Linked DNA regions of Homo sapiens: region 1 is linked to region 2. Evidence: chromatin contacts called from ENCODE Hi-C or POLR2A ChIA-PET data. All regions are on one chromosome and are shown on one strand. The core of a region is the stretch at or near the end of the contact, and the rest is flanking DNA. Distances in the headings are between cores, read along the strand shown.

Evidence for each region. Hi-C counts contacts between places; a loop is a spot of excess contacts on that map. ChIA-PET counts read pairs that join two places held with the same protein, here RNA polymerase II (POLR2A). Pooled maps may share reads with other maps.
Region 1: a map of B cell shows a loop between it and region 2 (6-fold over the local background). The contact joins the promoter of TNS2-AS1 here to the promoter of PRR13 in region 2. A Hi-C loop is called at or near these places in 2 of 168 maps with a recorded cell type or tissue (B cell and gastrocnemius medialis), 2 of 37 single-sample maps with no recorded cell type and 10 of 50 pooled maps. POLR2A ChIA-PET finds 5 or more read pairs at or near these places in 3 of 52 experiments (OCI-LY7 and activated T-cell).

Annotation. Positions count from the first base shown.
Region 1 is chr12:53,052,257-53,058,772 of GRCh38, forward strand. TNS2-AS1 (TNS2 antisense RNA 1) reads right to left here and starts at 2,182. Exons shown (of 4, transcript NR_033854.1): 1 at 2,065-2,182; 2 at 1,140-1,318. TNS2 (tensin 2) reads left to right here. Exons shown (of 29, transcript NM_170754.4): 3 at 199-236; 4 at 1,155-1,193; 5 at 1,518-1,556; 6 at 1,709-1,758; 7 at 2,014-2,185; 8 at 2,930-2,980; 9 at 3,312-3,434; 10 at 3,525-3,589; 11 at 4,757-4,840; 12 at 5,311-5,423; 13 at 5,517-5,577; 14 at 5,771-5,846; 15 at 6,060-6,189; 16 at 6,316-6,381; 1 more. MIR6757 (microRNA 6757) reads left to right here and starts at 4,688; the gene lies at 4,688-4,756. RefSeq lists an enhancer at 1,225-1,464.
Region 2 is chr12:53,438,341-53,445,141 of GRCh38, forward strand. PRR13 (proline rich 13) reads left to right here and starts at 3,394. Exons shown (of 4, transcript NM_018457.4): 1 at 3,394-3,452; 2 at 4,355-4,393; 3 at 5,051-5,433. The coding sequence starts at 4,375. RefSeq lists enhancers at 2,366-3,131, 2,862-2,951 and a silencer at 3,242-3,391.

The DNA of each region.
Region 1 (6,516 bases), core at 932-3,431, 390 kb before region 2:
TGGCCTGGGCAGTAGTACCCCACTGCCACACTCTTCCCTCAAAACCTAGCCCTGCTCCTCTGCCCCAGCCAGCCCAGTCCAGGTGGGATCTTGGAAGTCCCAGGGTCTGGTTCCAGGGTCTGGGAGATGAGGGAAGGCCATTCCTTCCACTGTCCCACAGGCCCCTGCTAACCCCTCTCCTCCCCTTACCTTCCCTAGTCTGCAAGGTGGCGACGCACAGAAAATGTGAAGCAAAGGTGGGTATCTGATTCTACCTGATAGGGGGAGAGGGTCTGGAGTCCCTTCCTCCTCCCAAACAGGCTTCTGCAACCACACTGGCATCAACCCTCCACCTCCACCCCTCTCACCACTGGGGAACCCCTCCTGGGTGGGAGGGGTGCTGTACTGGGCCCTTTAAGAACCACCCTACTCCGCCTTCTGGAGGGCTGGCCAGCCCAGGCGGGTGGACAGCAAGACAGCGTTTGTCTTGGTGCTGTGCCCAGACTGCAGCTGGCGAGAGGATGGGGGTGGGGAAGAGGAGGAGAATGAGGAGGAGGAAGGGTGGGGTGGGTGGGGAGTGGGGGAGCAGGATTTCAGAGACTGGGCAGCCGGATGGGCTGTGCCTTCCCTCTGGGGAAGGGTCCTCAAAATGCCTGGGCGGGTCTTGTCCTGGGCCCTGGAAAAACTGGGCCTTTCCAGGTATAAGCTGTGGATAGCACCCACTGTCCACTGGGGACCTGAGACAGCCCTGTCTCTGAAGAGGTCCCCTGGTCCTCTTCCTTCAGGACAGGGGGAGGAGGATCCCAGGGCCCTGGAGCTGGCTTGGGGGAGCTGTGTGCCCAGGGGCGGGGTCTCCCGGTGAAAGAAGCCAGTGTCCATCCCTGGCCATGGCCTGCCTGCTTGGCTCTATATATAACTCCTGCCCTACAGCTGGATGAATGGGGGTCTGTGTGGGCTGGGGGCTGAGCGCCAAGAGCAACAAGTGGGGGGCCTGGGGGGTGGGGGACCAAGAGGCCAGAGGGGAGGTGCCCTTAAATAGCGCAACCTCAGCTGGAGCCTGTGCCCATCCACTGAAGGCCCCTCCACCTTCCTCCTGAAGCTGAGGGGCTGCCCCATCCTCAAGCCCACGAGAGCCCTTCACCAGGAGCTCAGTTCCTTACTCGGTCCCCTTCCAGGTGACTTCAGCCTGTCAGGCCTTGCCTCCCGTGGAGTTGGTGAGTGCGCTCTGGGATGGGGTGGGGAGGGCAAGGAACCTGGCCATGGTGTCCAGAGGTCTGGTGGCTCCAGAGAGGGCCCCCAGGAGATGACCTTGAACGGAGTGCTGTGGGTATTGCTCATCCTATGAGGAAAGAAAAAACTGTCTGAGTCCTCTGCTGATCTTGTGCCCTTGGGCCTGCTGGGGGTAGGACTCCTCTCCCCTTATCCAGTACAGCCTTCAAAAGGACACTGACATTCCCTTCCCCTGTCCCCAAGGCCCACATTGGTCCTTGCCCCTGCTGTAACTAACCACTCCCTTTTCCTCCCCCATCTCCCTCTAGCGGCGAAACACGGCCCCAGTCAGGCGCATAGAGCACCTGGTAAGGTGATGCTGGAGCAGGAGGGGGAAGCAGGTAGCTTTGGGAGTAAGGATCTAGATTTCCTGAAGACAAAAAGGGCATGGCTCTGGAGTGGGCAGTCTAGAGTAGGGGGTACCCAAAGAGATGTCTAGACACTGTCTGTTAACCACCAGGGATCCACCAAATCTCTGAACCACTCAAAGCAGCGCAGCACTCTGCCCAGGTAAGTGAGGGTGCTGGGGTGGTCCCACGTGACCCCCTTTCCGCCGGCCCCACACCTCAGCCCAGGGCACTGCCCCGCAACAGAGCTCCCCGGGACAGCCCCCCACCCCCAAAGCGGTATTCTCCCTCCAGACCGATCCACCCACCCTCAGGACCCAGCAGGCTTCACCTGCTGCCCAACAGACAGCCTTCCCGTCACACTAGCCACCTCCGGGTGCCCCGCCCCTGCGTTCATGCGTAGGCTCCTCCTCCCCAGGAGCTTCAGCCTGGACCCGCTCATGGAGCGGCGCTGGGACTTAGACCTCACCTACGTGACGGAGCGCATCTTGGCCGCCGCCTTCCCCGCGCGGCCCGATGAACAGCGGCACCGGGGCCACCTGCGCGAGCTGGCCCATGTGCTGCAATCCAAGCACCGGGACAAGTACCTGGTGAGGGGCGGGGCCATCAGGAGTCCGCCAATGAGAGGGATGTAGGGTCCAGATGGGCGAGGCTAATCACTGACGTCACCAGCGGAGGCGAGGCCGCCAGGGGGCGGGACCAGAGTGGTGGGGTGGGGGCGGGGCCCGGAGCGCGGCCTGGAGCGGAGCGGAGAATCCTGGAACGCTGGCGACTTGGCTGTGACTGGCTAGGCCGGGCCTTAGCTACCTTTTTATTTTCTTTATTTATTTACCTTTTTTTTGAGACGGGGTCTCACTTTGTTGCCCAGGCTGGAGTGCAGTGGCACGATCTCACCTCACTGCAACCTCCTCCACCCGGGCTCAAGCGATTCTCCCACCTCAGCCTCAGTAGCTAGGATTACAGGCGTGCGTCACTCACGCCCAGCCAATTTTTTTTTTTTTTTTTTTTTTTTTTTGTATTTTTTGTAGAGACGGGGTTTCGCCATGTTGGCCAGGCTGGTCTCAAGACTCCAGGGCTCAAGCGATCCACACCCGGCAAATTGTTGTAATTTTAGTAGAGATGAGGTTTCACCATGTTGGCCAGGCTGGTCTCGAACTCCTGACCTCAGGTGACCCGCCCGCCTTGGTCTCCCAAAGTGCTGGGGTTATAGGCGTGAGTTACTGCGACCGGCCTGCACCTTATTTTAGAGGAAGATTCTTACTTAGGATCCACCTCCACCTCGTGCCTCATTGCCGGAGATCATTTCTGTCTAAAGCCCTCCCCCTTTATTTCAGCTCTTCAACCTTTCAGAGAAAAGGCATGACCTGACCCGCTTAAACCCCAAGGTATGAAGGAAATGGCCTGCCCAACCATTAAACCAAGCCACCCCAACCCCAGAAGCCCCCAGCTTCCTCGTTATTAATAGTAGCAATTGGCATCTACTTCACTCTTAAGCACTTTCCCACTCTCCCATGATATATTACTGGAGACACCCCAAAACGTGATGCAGCAGGTATCAGCCCATTGTATGGATAAGGAAAGTGCCGAGGCTATCATGGACAACCAGCAGACCCCCAGCCTTGCCCCCGGACCCCTATGCCCTGTCCCCTTTCCACCCTGCCCATCTCTCTCTGTTGGTGGCCCCCGGCCCCAGTTGCACCCCTGCATTCTCCCCAGGTTCAAGACTTCGGCTGGCCTGAGCTGCATGCTCCACCCCTGGACAAGCTGTGCTCCATCTGCAAAGCCATGGAGACATGGCTCAGTGCTGACCCACAGCACGTGGTCGTACTATACTGCAAGGTGGGCCAGGACCTCGGGTTCCCTGGTGCCTGGAGGTTCCAGGTCAGCCTGGAGCTCCCAGACCCTCATCCCTGTCTCTCTGTCTGTCAGGGAAACAAGGGCAAGCTTGGGGTCATCGTTTCTGCCTACATGCACTACAGCAAGATCTCTGCAGGGTGAGGCTCCCAGCGCCTGAGTAGCTGCTTCCCCAGTGGCCCTTTCTCCAGCTGGCCCCTTAGGAACCCATCTCCCCTGGAGCCCACCTCTTCGTTGAGAGTCCTTTGCTGTCAGCTTAGCACTTCCACCTCCCTTTTATCACTAGTACTGCAACATAGTCTGCAGCAGATGGTCTGTAGAGTTTCCTGGGGCAGCCACAAACAGGGTGGTGTAAAACAGTGGAAATGGGCCGGGTGCGTTGGCTCACGCCTGTAATACCAGCACTTTGGGAGGCTGAGGTGGGCAGGTCACCTGAGGTCAGGAGTTTGAAACTAGCCTGGCCAGGTGAAACCCCATCTCTACCAAAAATATAAAAATATAAAAATTAGCCGGGCGTGGTGGTGGGCGCCTGTAATCCCAGCTACTCAGGAGGCTGAGGCAGGAGAATTGCTTGAACCCAGGAGACGGAGGTTGCAGTGAGCCCACACGGTGCCACTGTACTCCAGCCTGGGTGACAGAGTCAGACTCCGTCTCAAAAAAAACAAAAACAAAACAAAACAAAAAACAGTGGAAATGTACTCTCTCACAGTTCTGGAGGCCAGAAGCCCCAAACCAAGCTGTCAGCAGGCCCTTGCTCCATCTGAGACTCGGGATGGAATCCTTCCTTGTCTCTTTCTAGCTTCCAGTGGTGGGCGGCAAGCCTTGGCATTCCTTGGTTTGCAGACACATCACTGTAATCGCTGCCTCTGTCATCACATGGTGTTCTCCCTGTGTGTCTCTGTCTGTGTCTCTTCCTCTCTTCTTATAAGGACACCAATCATATTGGATTCAGGGTCCACCCTCCTTCAGTATGGTCTCATCTTAACTAATTATGTCTGCAACGGCCCTATTTCCAAATAAGGTCACATTCTGAGGTACATGTCTTTTGGGGGGATATAATTCAACCCATAAGATGGTTTTGTTGCCCTGTTTTACAGATGAAAAAACTAAAGTTCAGGGAACAATTGCCTGAGGCCCAACAACTAGTAAAGTGACTGTACATGGTGCTTCTCATTCTCATTACCACTACTCTGGGCTTCTTCTAGACTTAGAGAATCATATTTCTCCTCCATCCCCTGGGGCTTAGGGATGGGAGGCCAGGATGAAGATTAATCCCTAATCCCCAACACTGGCCTTGCTATCCCCAGGGCGGACCAGGCACTGGCCACTCTTACCATGCGGAAATTCTGCGAGGACAAGGTGGCCACAGAACTGCAGCCCTCCCAGCGTCGGTGAGCAGCCTGGGTGGGGATGGGCCAGAGGAGCAGCTCCCTTCATGGCTACCAAGGCCAAGACTCTCTTATTCATGCAGCACACTTTCACTGAGTGTGCCAAGCGCCGTGCCAGGTGCTGAGAATTCAAAGTGGACAAAGCCCCTGCTCTCATGGAGCTTTCATGCTAGTAGGGTGGAAGGCAGTAGACCTGGGAATAAATAGACGAGGAGATCAGTCATAAAGAGAACCTGAAGGACAGTCAGGGCCTGCCACTATAAAGTGAAGCAGAGCTCTGGGGAAAGAGCTTTGAGGCAGAGGGGAGCAGGAGGGATTGAGGTTAGATGCAAGGAAGAACTTTCTGGTGACCCGGAAGATGGGAAGGAAGTGTTGAGCAGAAGAGCGAGCCTTCTAAGGGTGGATGGTTGAAATGATACAAGGTGACCTCCAGAGGAAAAGGCTTATGTTCTCCTTGACACGCCCTCCACCAGATATATCAGCTACTTCAGTGGGCTGCTATCTGGCTCCATCAGAATGAACAGCAGCCCTCTCTTCCTGCACTATGTGCTCATCCCCATGCTGCCAGCCTTTGAACCTGGCACAGGTGAGTCTGCCTGAGATGTGCTCCCTAGGGAGAACCACCTTCAGGCCCTCTCCACTCAGCACCCCTCCTGTGCCTTCTCCTCTGCCCCTCCAGGCTTCCAGCCCTTCCTTAAAATCTACCAGTCCATGCAGCTTGTCTACACATCTGGAGTCTAGTGAGTGCTCTATTCCCAGGCCCCTGACACTTCATGACCAGGGCCCCTCTTGCTCCTGCATTCCTGCTTCTCCAGCCTCCCTAGACACCTGGGCAGGGCTCAGACTCTGGTCTCCTGGCTCCCCCTGACTGCATAGCTGCCTCTGCACGCAGGAGCTTCTGGTTCATCTCTGCCTTCTCCTCTCTCCCCACAGTCACATTGCAGGCCCTGGTCCCCAGCAGCTTTGCATCAGCCTGGAGCCAGCCCTCCTCCTCAAAGGCGATGTCATGGTGAGGGGGGTCCTGTCAACAAGAAGAATCCTGGAGATGGGGCAGGGGTTGGTGGTGTAACGGCACAGTCACCAATTTGAGACAGATTGGAGAGCGAGTAGGGAGATCACCTTGAGATCGAGGCAGGGCAGAAGCTGTGACCAGGCAGTCCCCAGGGTGGAAGCGCAGAAGAGGACATGAGGCCTGATCCGCAGCCTCCTGCCTTTCTCCCAGGTAACATGTTATCACAAGGGTGGCCGGGGCACAGACCGGACCCTCGTGTTCCGAGTCCAGTTCCACACCTGCACCATCCACGGACCACAGCTCACTTTCCCCAAGGACCAGCTTGACGAGGCCTGGACTGGTGAGTCTGAGACAAGTGGCCTGGGGCTGGAGTCCAGGTGGCAGGCAGGTGGCAGGCAGGTGGCAGGCAGGCAGGAGAGTGTGGTATGGGCCAGGGGCCTGGTTCTTCACTGTCCACTCCCCATAGATGAGAGGTTCCCCTTCCAAGCCTCCGTGGAGTTTGTCTTCTCCTCCAGCCCCGAGAAGATCAAAGGTAAGAGCAGGGACATGGGCTGGGGACTGAGGGCCGCCTCTCCCCTGCTCCCCAATACCCGAGTGGCCTTCCACAGGCAGCACTCCACGGAACGACCCCTCGGTCTCTGTCGACTACAACACCACTGAGCCAGCC
Region 2 (6,801 bases), core at 2,144-4,643:
CAGGTGCGGTGGCTCACGCCTATAATCCCAGCACTTTGGGGGGCCGAGGCGGGCGGATCACGAGGTCAGGAGATCAAGATCATCCTGGCTAAGAGGGTGAAACCCCGTCTCTACTAAAAATATAAAAAATTAGCCAGGCACGGTGGCGGGTGCCTGTAGTCCCAGCTACTCGGGAGGCTGAGGCAGGAGAATGGTGCGAACCTGGGAGGCGGAGCTTGCAGTGAGCCAAGATCGTGCCACTGCACTCCAGCCTGGACAACGGGGCCAGGGCGAGACTCCGTCTCAAAAAAAAAAGGGGGGGGCAAAGGACATTAACAGACATTTCTCAAAAGAAGATATGCAGCCGGCCGGGCGCGGTGGCTCACGCCTGTAATCCCAGCACTTTGGGAGGCCGAGGCGGGCGGATCACGAGGTCAGGAGATCGAGACCATCCCGGCTAAAACGGTGAAACCCCGTCTCTACTAAAAAATACAAAAAATTAGCCGGGCGTAGTGGCGGGCGCCTGTAGTCCCAGCTACTTGGGAGGCTGAGGCAGGAGAATGGCGTGAACCCGGGAGGCGGAGCTTGCAGTGAGCCGAGATCCCGCCACTGCACTCCAGCCCGGGCGACAGAGAGAGACTCCGTCTCAAAAAAAAAAAAAAAAAAAAAAAAAAAGAAGATATGCAGCCAACAAACATGAAAAAAAGCTCAACATCACTGAACATTAGAGAAATGTAAATCAAAACCATAATGAGATACTATCTCATGCCAGTCAGAATGGTGATTATTAAAAAGTCAAGAAATAACAGGCCAGGCCTGGTGGCTCATGCCTGTAACCCTAGCACTTTGGGAGGCCAAGGGTGAGTGAATCACTTGAGGTCAGGAGTTTGAAACCACCCTGGCCAGCATGGTGAAACCCTGTTTCTACTAAAAATACAAATATATATATGTATATATATATGGCAGGTGTGGCGGCAGGCACCTGTAATTCTAGCTACTCGGGAGGCTGAGGCAGGAGAATCGCTTGAACCCGGGAGGCAGAGGTTGCAGTGAGCTGAGATCCTGCCACTGCACTTCAGCCTGGGCGACAGAGCAAGACTCAGTCTCAAAAAAAAAAAAAAACCCAAAACCAAAATCCAGATGCTGGCAAGGTTGTGGAGAAATAGGAACATTTTTACACTGTTGGTGGGAGTGTAAATTAGTTCAACCATTGTGGAAGACGATGTGGCGATTCCTCAAAGATCTAGAACCAGAAATACCATTTGACCCAGCAATCTCATTACTGGGTGTATACCCAAAGGAATATAAATCATTCTATTACAAACATACATGCATGTGTATGTTCACTGTAGCACTATTCACAATAGCAAAGACATGGAATTAATCCAAATGCCCATCAACAATAGACTGAAAAACTGTGGTACATATATACCATGGAATACTATGTAGCCATAAAAAGGAATGAGATCATGTCCTTTATAGGGACATGGATGAAGCTGGAAGCCATTAACCTCAGCAAACTCATGCAGGAACATGTTCTCACTCAAGTGGGAGCTACACAGTAAGAACACATGGACACAAGGAGGGGAACAACACACACTGGGGCCTGTTGGGGGGTAGGGTCAGGGGAGTGAGAATATTAGGAAAAATAGCTAATGCATGCTGGGCTTAATACCTAGCTGATGGGTTTATTGGTGCAGCAAAATTTGTGCAGCAAACCAGCATGGCACACATTTAACTATGTAACAAACCTGCACATCATGCACATGTACCCCAGCACTAAAAATAAAAATTAAAAGAAAAAAAGTTTAAAATATTTCAAATGCTTTAGTTTAATATGACATATTTGGCATAAAATTTATTGTCTTAAATTTTTTTGTATCCCACTTTTTTTTTTTTTTTTTTTTGAAACAGAGTCCTGCTCTGTTGCTTAGTCTGGAGTGCAGTGGCATGATCTTGGCTCACTGCACCCTCTCCCTCCCAGGTTCAAGCGATTCTCATGCCTCAGCCTTCCCACTAGCTGGGATTACAGGTATGTGCCACCATGCCTAGCTCACTTTCTTTCTTTCTTTCTTTCTTTTTTTTTTTGAGATGGAGTCTCGCTCTGTTGCCCAGGCTGGAGTGCTATGGCGTGATCTCGGTTCACTGCAACCTCCCGGGTTCAAGCGATTCTCCTGCCTCAGCCTCTCAAGTGGCTGGGATTACAGGCACATGTCACCACGCCCGGCTAATTTTTGTATTTTTAGTAGAAACGGGGTTTTACCATATTGGCCAGGCTGGTCTCGAACTCCTGACCTTGTGATCCGCCTGCCTCGGCCTCCCAAAGTGCTGGGATTACAGGCGTGAGCCACTGCGCCCGGCCACTTGTATTTTTTTTTTTTTTTTAAAGGCTGGGTACGGTGGCTCACGCCTATAATCCCAGCACTTTGGGAGGCCGAGGCGGGCAGATCACGAAGTCAAGAGAGCGAGACCATCCTGGCCAACATGGTGAAATCCCATCTCTACTAAAAAATAGAAAAATTAGCCGCGTCTGTAGTCCCAGCTACTTCGGAGGCTGAGGCAGGATTATCGCTTGAACCCGGGAAGCGGAGGTTGCAGTGAGCCGAGGTCGCACCACTGCACTCCAGCCTCGTGACAGAGCGAGACTCCGTCTCAAAAAAAAAAAAAAAAAAAAAAAGGGAGGCCATTGTAGGGAGGCCATTGTAGCAATTCAGGGGAGAGATGAATCCAGGCGACAGATGATGGGAGGTTTGGAGCAGGGAAGACAGAGAGAAGTGGAGAGATTCCAGATATATTTGAGAGACAAAACTGATAATTTGGGGTAAGGGAGGTGAAGGAGGCAGAGGGATCACGGACGCCCTCCTTGGTTTCTGGTTTAGGCTACTTGACAGATGGCGGAGCTATGCAATTGAGAGAGGGAATCCTGGGAGAGATTATGAAATCTCTGTATCTTCCGCAAGAATGTTTGTTTGCTTCCCTTGCGAGTGTAAGACGGAGCCGGGAACATTGAGGCTTGGGGCTGGGACTCAGCAGCTCTTCTGCCCTTGCCGAGAACTCTGTCTATATCTGTATTACAACACTTACCATAGTGTATTCATTTTACAAGGTATTGCACCCAGTGAACCATGAGGTAAGAGAGCAAGGGAAGAGTTTCTTCTCGGTGTCTCTAGGACTTTGCCCAGCAGCTGGCCCCGCCCCCTCCAGCGCTCTCCGCCTAGCCCCGCCCCCAGGAGATTTCCGGCTTCTCGGTACTGGCCTAGCCGTAAAGGGCTCCGCTCCGCCCCTAGAGCAACCGTTTCCTCCTCAGTCGGACCAGAGTGATTGATTAGTTTGTTGTCTAATCATCAGTCGAGCGGCCACATAATTACCAATTAGGCAGTAGCAGAGGCGGGTGCCGAAGCACGGGGTCTGGGTGACTAGGAAGAGCCGAGACTGCGAAGGAGAACGCAGCAAGCCCAGGCGGCGGTGGAAAGGTGATGGGGTATCTGGATTCCATAGGTTTTTCCTTTTCCCCTTGCTAGGTCAAGAGTCTCTTCGCAGCTTGGGGCTAGGATCTTCATTTGCCTTTTTTCTTTTTTGGAGGAAGGGGGCTGTGTCCACATATTTAAGTATTTGAGGTTCTTGGGCAACTTCCTTCTTACTTCGCCTCGAGGCGTATCCTTTTTTTAGCCTGAGGTGGGGTCCTCCCCAGGGAGAGAGAAAGTTGTTTGAGATCCTTTCTTACTCTGTGCGTGGTTAAAGGCCTCCGTACTCAGTTCCAGGGAAAGGGAGATGAGTGATGGTGGGGCCGAGACTCGCGGGTACTGCCTACTTCCGAAGAGTTAGACGCTTCCACCTGGGTGGAGGGGCCCTGGGAACTAGATTCCTGTGTTAGGAACCAAGTAGGTATTGAGGGCGAAGAAACAAGTGGAAAGAGACATTTCTTTTCTTTTCTTTTCTTTTTGAGACGGTGTCTTGCTCCGTCGCCCAGGCTAGAGTGCAGTGGCGCGGTCTCGGCTCACTGCAACCTCTGCCTCCCGGGTTCAAGCAATTTTCCTGACTCAGCCTCCCGAATAACTGGGATTACAGGTGCCCGCCACCGCGCCCGGCTAATTTTTAGATTTTTAGTAGAGACGGGGTTTCACGATGTTGGCCAGGCTGGTCTCGAACTCTTGACCTCGTGATCCACCCGCCTCGGCCTCCCAAAGTGCTGGGATTACAGGCGTGAGCCACCGCGCCCAGCCAGAAAAGAGACATTTCTTATGTGGAAGTTGTGGTAGTTCTCCAGGTAGGAGAGCCTACTGTGGGGTGGAAGACGTTAGGGCTGGGCTCCGGTGCTAAGTCCACTTCCTACCTCTAGACCGTCATCTTTTTTGCCTCATTTCTTTCTCCTCAGGCTGGAGGACACACCTAAACATGTGGAATCCCAATGCCGGTAGGTGTTTGGGGGTTCTGTTCCACCCCTAACCCTTTTTCTGATGGGCTCTATAACAGGAAGTTTCTGTATCAGCTCCCCTACCCCCGACCTGCTGTACCCGCAAAAGCAAAGTCCTTAGTCTAGAGCTGACCAGTGCTTTTTAATTTAATTTAATTTATTTATTTTTTGAGATGGAGTCTCTGTTGCCCAGGCTCACTGCAACCTCCGCCTCCTGGGTTCAAGCGATTCTCCTGTTTCAGCCTCTGGAGTAGCTGAGATTACAGACGCATGCTATCACGCCCGGCTACTTTTTGTATTTTTAGTAGAGATGGGGGTTTCACAATTTGGCCAGGCTGGTCTCAAACTCATGGCCTCATGAGATCTGTCCACCTCGGCCTCCCAAAGTGCTGGGATTACAGGCGTGAGCCACCGCGCCTGGACTGACCAGTGCTTTTGTCTTCCTCAGAGTTCACTGTCTCCCTCCTCTCCCTAGCCCTTCCAGGGACATTCCCCCTTTTCTCCCCAACTCAAGTTTGTCTCCCCTACCCTCCATTCTTCTTTGTCATCTTTCCGTTTCCCTTTAAGTATTGAGTGAGAAAGAATCTCTTTCTTTTTGTTGTTTGTTGTTGGAGACTCTGGGGAATTCTAATGTTTATTCTCTGCTTCTTCCACCAGGGCAGCCAGGGCCAAATCCATATCCCCCCAATATTGGGTGCCCTGGAGGTTCCAATCCTGCCCACCCACCACCTATTAATCCACCCTTTCCCCCAGGCCCCTGTCCTCCTCCCCCAGGAGCTCCCCATGGCAATCCAGCTTTCCCCCCAGGTGGGCCCCCTCATCCTGTGCCACAGCCAGGGTATCCAGGATGCCAACCGTTGGGTCCCTACCCTCCTCCATACCCACCGCCTGCCCCTGGAATCCCTCCTGTGAATCCCTTGGCTCCTGGCATGGTTGGACCAGCAGTGATAGTAGACAAGAAGATGCAGAAGAAAATGAAGAAAGCTCATAAAAAGATGCACAAGCACCAAAAGCACCACAAGTACCACAAGCATGGCAAGGTCAGTACCCTCTGGAGACTGGCTAGGGAAGGAGTCCCCCCTCAGAGGGACTAGGTAGGCAGGGGTTGGGTGAGGGGGATTCACATTCTGTGGACGTGAGGGATGACAATTGTGTCGCTCTGGTAGATGATTCTTCCTTTTTATAAAAGATTGCTACTGGGAAGAATCTGATTATCTTGAAAATAAACATCAGGCTTCTCCTATCTGGGGGGAGTTAGGGTGAGCCTTAGAATGGATTTTAGAATCAAAAGCCAAATCTTTTCTGCCCTACTCTCCCAGAACTTTTGCTCCCCTCCCGCCAGGTGCATATTCTAGCAAGTTGGACACGCCCACTGACATTGTCAAAATACCAAAGTCATTCCTTTGACAAAGCAAGGTCTTATAATAATTAACAGAATTAATCTGTCCCTAGTTCCAGAAGTTCCTTCTCTCTTTCATCAGTGTTCTTAGGGCGTTGTGTTAATTACATGGGTCCTTTGCCCTATCATCCAGCAGAAAAAGTGAGGACAAGAGCAGTCAGTGACTAGGCTTCTAACAAAGCCTAGGACTAAGGAGGTTTTTTTTTTTTTTTTTTGAGACGGAGTCCCGCTCTTTAGCCCAGGCCAGATTGCAGTGGCACAATCTCGGCTCACTGCAAGCTCCGCCTCCCAGGTTCACGCCATTCTCCTGCCTCAGCCTCCCGAGTAGCTGGGACTACAGGCGCCCGCCACCGCGCCCGGCTAATTCTTTGTATTTTTAGTAGAGATGGGGTTTCACCGTGTTAGCCAAGATGGTCTCGATCTCCTGACCTTGTGATCCGCCCGCCTTGGCCTCCCAAAGTGCTGGGATTACAGGCGTGAGCCACTGCACCCAGCCCTAAGGAGGTTTTATACTCAGCTCCAAGGCTAAGTATCTTTGTTTTAGAGGAGTGTTAAAAATTGGTAAGGGTGGCCAGGTGCCATGGCTCATGCCTGTAATCCTAGCACTTGGGAATTATTAGCTGGGTGTGGTGGCGCATGCCTGTAATCCCAGCTACTCAGGAGGCTGAGGCAGGAGAATTGCTTGAACCCGGGAGGCAGAGATGGCAGTGAGCCCAGATCTCACCACTGCACTCCAGCCTCGGTGACAGATAAGACTCCATCTCAAACAAACAAACAAAAAATAGCAAGGATAAAAGCAACTCTGAGGACAACTCTGGAAGGATTAAACCAATCTGCATCTTGATGAGGCCTCCATTTACATTTAACTGCCCAGTATTTATTTGCCTTGTGGATTCTAATTCCTGATTCTGGGTCTTTGATAGAAATCTGAAGAGAAGGCTGTGCGCCGTGGTCCACACCTGTAATCCCAGCACTTTGGGATTCCGGGGCGGGCGGATCACGAGGTCAG